Linked DNA regions of Homo sapiens: region 1 is linked to region 2. Evidence: read pairs that join two places in POLR2A ChIA-PET (ENCODE). Cell type or tissue: OCI-LY7. All regions are shown on one strand.

Region 1 (2,500 bases), 270 kb after region 2:
CCTCAGCAGGCCTGGCCGGAGCTCCACAGCAGCGCAGTGCTGTGCAGTTCCACACCCTCCAAGCACACGTGCCTCCTTCCCTGCTCATCCACAGGCAGTGGGCGGGGTCCTTGTGCTCACCTGAGCACCTCTGTGTCCGTGGTGCCTAGCACAGCGTCTGGCCCACGGCAGGAGATCAGTCACGGCCCTTGAACAAGCGAATGAACAAGGGAACCCGCACCAGCGGAAGGGAAGGAACCAGGGAAGGAACCAACCGGCTCCAAACAGCGCTGCCATGCCCTGCCACCCCTGCCAGACCCTTCCATGTGGCTGCCGCTGGCCCTCTGCACACCAACATCACCCTGCCTCTCTGAGTGGGACGCCTGAGGGCTCTCCAACAGTCCTGTGCCTCCTCGCGTGCCAAAGAAAACTGAGTGGGATGAAGAAGGCAGGGATGAAGAGGAAGCGAGCAACTCTCCAACAAGGAATCGACTGTTTCGATGAAGGAGGACTTGGAGAAAGGCAGGGGACAGAAGATGGCAGGTCGGGGAGGAACAGAGGCTGGGTGAGGACCATGCTGGGGAGGTTCCCGGAGAAGGTGGGAGGGAGAGACCCGGGGAGACGAGGGGAAGGAGAGTGGGGCTGAACAGAACACAGGACAGGAAGACTTGCACAGGAGGAGAGAGGCACGAGCAGGCAGGAGGCCTGGCCTGGGAGGACAGAGGTGAGGAGGCGGAGTGGGCGAGTGGACGAGGGGTGGCCTCACCTTGCTGGGGAGGATGCTGATGGTGCTCCCGCTGCTGCTGCACCGCAGAGAAGCGATGCCCCCCACCCCAGGGACCAGCTCCGCCAGGCTCCTGCAGCTACAGTGTGCTTTGGCCTCTCTGCAGGGAGGAAGAGGGACCTCAGTGCCCGCCAGAGGCCCAGTTCCCAATTCTCCGCCCACCCTGAAACCTCTGTTCACCGGATGAGTGCTGCACAGCTCTTAGGCTGCTTCTCACCCTGGGTGGCGCGTGTGCACCATGAGGTGGGGCAAACGCAAAACACAGGGTGAGTTCTTCCACCTCAGGTACTCTTACGAACAAGGACGAATATGAGTGCTTCGTCCCCTTCCTCTTGTTCAAGTAGCTTATTAAAAATGCTGTTCTAGGCCAGGCGTGGTGGCTCACACCTGTAATCCCAGCACTTTGGGAGGGTGAGGCAGGCAGATTATTTGAGGGTTGAAGCCAGGAGGCGGAGGTTGCAGTGAACCGAGATCATGCCACTGCACTCCAGCCTGGGCGACAGAGTGAGACTCCATCTCAAAAACAAAAAACGAAAAAAAACAAAACAACGCTGCTGTACGCCGTTCTATACCTGGAGTTTGTGCCTTATGCTCTGTTTCCGCGATTTTTCGTAGCACGTGGGGACTGCTTCATCGCCCGCTGTGACAGCTGCACAGTTTCCCGTCATAGGGACACACTGAGCTATTTAACTCGTCCCCTGCCAGTGACATTTAGCTGTTTCTAGTTTGTTGCTGACATAATCAATACAAAGTATGTAGTGGTAGCTTGTTTTTTTTTTTTTTTTTTTGAGACGGAGTCTCGCCCTGTTGCCCAGGCTGGAGTGCAGTGGCGCCATCTCGGCTCACTGCAAGCTCCGCCTCCCGGGTTCACGCCATTCTCCTGCCTCAGCCTCCCGAGTAGCTGGGCCTACAGGCGCCCGCCACCGCGCCCGGCTAATTTATTTTTGTATTTTTAGTAGAGACGGGGTTTCACCGTGTTAGCCAAGATGGTCTCGATCTCCTTGACCTCGTGATCCGCCCGCCTCAGCCTCCCAAAGTGTTGGGATTACAGGCGTGAGCCACCGCGCTCGGCCGTGGAATTCTTTTCTATGGGACACCTGTCTCTTCTCCTCTATTTATTGACTTACTCATATCATTCGGACTCACACTAGTCATTTTTTTACTTTGGTATATAATTCAAGCTTCTTTCCTTCCTCCCTCCCTCCCTCTTCCCTTCCCTCCCCTCCCTTCCCTTCTCTCCTTCCTTCTTTCCCTCCTCCCTCCCTCCCTTCTTTCCCTTTTTTCTTTCTTTCTTTCTCTCTTTTTGTCTTTTCCCTCCACTCCCCTCCTCTCCCTCCCCTCCCCTTCCTTTTCTCTCTCCCTCTCTCTCTCTGAGACAGGATCTCTCACTCTGTCGCCCAGGCTGTAGTGCAGTGGTGTGATCTTGGCTCACTGCAGCCTTGACCTCCTGGGCTCAAGTGATCCTCCTGCCTCAGCCACCTGAGTAACTGGTACTATAGATGCAAGTCACCATGCCTGGCTAATTTTTTTTTTTTAAGAAATTGGGTTTCACCATGCTGCCCAGGCTGGTCTTGAACTCCTGGGCCTAAGCAATCCACCTCTCTTGGCCTCCCAATGTGCTGGGACTTGCAGGATGAAATGGGCCACCCAGAAAAAAAAAAAATAATAAATAAATAAAATGCTGGGACTACAGGCATGAGCCACCGCATCTGGCCTGCTTTATTTATTTTGTTGCTC
Region 2 (2,500 bases):
GGTCAGGAGTTTGAGACCAGCCTGGCCAACATGGTGAAACCCCGTCTCTATTAAAAATACAAAAAAAGCTGGGCACAGTGGCTCACGCCGGTAATCCCAGCACTTTGGGAGGCTGAGGAGGGTGGATCACTTGAGGTCAGGAGTTCAAGACCAGCCTGGCCAATGTGGCAAAACCCCATCTCTACTAAAAATACAAAGATTAGCCAGGTGTGGTGGCAGGTGCAGGTAATCCCAGCTGCTTGGGAGGCTAAGGCAGGAGAATCGCTTGGACCTGGGAGGCAGACGTTGCAGTGAGCCGAGATTGCACCACTGCAATCCAGCCTGGGCAACAGAGAGCCAGACTCCATCTCAAAAAATAAAATAAAATAAAATAAATTGCCAGGCATGGTGGTAGGTGCTTGTAATCCCAGCTACTTGGGAGACTGAGGCAGGAGAATCACTTGAACATGGGAGGCAAAGGTTGCAGTTGTTAGAAACAAATGCTTGTTCCTTCATGCCAAAAAGAAGAACTAACACTCAGACCAAAAATTTTCTCACCAAGACAATTTACATTTTTTTTTTTTTTTTTTTTTGAGACAGAGTCTCGCTCTGTCACCCAGGCTGGAGTGCAGTGGTGTGATCTCGGCTCACTGCAGTCTCCACCTCCCGGGTTCAAGTGATTCTCCTGCCTCAGCCTCCTGAGTAGCAGGGATTACAGGTGCCCTCCACTACGCCCAGCTAATTTTTGTATTTTTACTACAGACGGGGTTTCACCATGTTGGTGAGGCTGGTCTCGAACTCCTGACCTCGTGATCCACCCGCCTCAGCCTCCCAAAGTGCTAGGATTACAGGTGTGAGCCACCATGCCCAGCCCCAAGACAATTTACTTCTATAGAAGGGTGCATCTCACGGATGGAGCAATGGCGAGAGCACACCTGGACAGGGGAGGGGAAGGGGTTCTTATCCCTGACGCCGGCAGCCCCTCCTGCTGTGTGGTTCCCCTATTGGCTAGGGTTGGACCACACAGTCTAAGCTAATTCCAATTGGCTATTTTAAAGAGAGCAGGGGTACGAGTCGGAGTGGCAGAGTGAGTAGTTTGGCAGGAAGGACAGTTATAGAACAGGTGACTCAGGATGTGTCAGGGCAGAGCAGGTGACAGGGTGACTCAGGGCAGAGCAGATGACCAGGGAAGAGATGTGAGCTACTGATTAGAACTGGTGGGAAAGTTGTTTACTGAAAGTAGAGGCAAGGGAGCAAAGAACCAGGAAGTTAAGCTTTAAAATGGAGAATCAAAGAATAAGAGAGCTGAACAAACTGACATGCTGATTCTTTGAAGAGAAACTCGGAGTTCACTATATTTAACACAGTGAGCTGATACAGTGCCACTGCATTCCAGCTGGCAACAGAGCAAGACTCTCTCTCCAGAAAAAAAAAAAAAACAGCTGTAGCCCAGACACCTTCACACATTCTCAGGACCTCCTAAGGCTGTGTCATGGCCAAATCCTTAACCCTGGCAAAATAAACTTCTAAATTGATTGAGACGTATCTCAAATACTTTTTGGCTTACATATCCTTTGTAATAAATCTGTAATAGTAAATAAAGCATTTCCCTGAGTCCTGTGAGCCACTCTAGCAAATTGTTGGGCTCAAGAGGTGGGTCCTGGGAATGGCCTATTTGTAGCCAGGTCAGACAGAAATCGTGGGTAACCTGTGGGTAACCACAGTCCAATGCCTGGCAGGTCAGCGTACCAATGCCAAGGGCTGTGGCAGGGAAGCGTTTTATTTTTATTATTTTTTTTAAGACAGAGTCTTGCTCTGTTGCCCAGGCTGGAGTACAGTGGCATGACCTCGGCTGACTGCAACCTCCACCTCCTGGGTTCAAGTGAGTCTGCTACCTCAGCCTCCTGAGTAGTTGGGATTACAGGTGCCCGCCACCACGCCCAGCTAATTTTTTTATTTTTACTAGAGATGGGGTTTCACCATGTTGGCCAGGATGGTCTCAATCTCTTGACCTCGTGGTCCACCCACCTCGGCCTCCCAAAGTGCTGGGATTATAGGCGTGAGCCACTGTGCCCGGCCTGAAATTCCTTATAGACGCATATCTCCCCCCACAAAAGATGGCTTTGCAGGGCCATTTCAAAATATAGCAAAGAAACATAATTCGGAGGCCAGGCACAGTGGCTCATGTCTGTGTCTTTTTAGTTTTTTGTAGAGATGGGATCTCACTGTGTTTCCCAGGCTGGTCTCAAACTCCTGGGCACAAATGATCCTCCCACCTGGGCCTCCCAAAGTGCTGGAATTATAGGTGTGAGCCACCGTGTCTAGCCTGAGAAAGGGGAACGCTTGTGTCCTAAAGATGGGTGTATTAATTTCCTGCCACTGCTGTAACAAATTACCACAAACATGGTAGTTTAAAACAGTGGAAATTATTTATGTGTTTAAGTCCTGTCTTTTCTTATTGTCATGATGGCTGTGCCACTCCCTGCTGCCTCCATGGCCACGCTGTCCCCTCCTGTTTGCG

What was found. Peaks named below come from ENCODE experiments on the same cell type or tissue, not always from the same donor. Only the 100,000 strongest peaks of a DNase experiment are listed, where the experiment ranks them.
Region 1: POLR2A ChIA-PET joins it to region 2 with 5 read pairs; 3 of 35 experiments call an interaction of 5 or more read pairs at or near these places.

The regions. Positions count from the first base shown.
Region 1 is chr16:1,567,472-1,569,971 of GRCh38, forward strand. It overlaps IFT140 (intraflagellar transport 140), which reads right to left. Exons shown (of 31, transcript NM_014714.4): 15 at 746-863. Among named protein-coding and RNA genes, the nearest start is that of TMEM204, 35 kb to the left of the region's middle. In OCI-LY7, no CTCF peak of the experiment used is centred here; no DNase peak of the experiment used is centred here.
Region 2 is chr16:1,295,970-1,298,469 of GRCh38, forward strand. All of the region lies in intron 1 of UBE2I-AS1 (UBE2I antisense RNA 1), which reads right to left. Among named protein-coding and RNA genes, the nearest start is that of UBE2I-AS1, 2.4 kb to the right of the region's middle. In OCI-LY7, no CTCF peak of the experiment used is centred here; a DNase peak (open chromatin) is centred at 1,112; H3K4me3 peaks cover 577 bases; H3K27ac peaks cover 737 bases.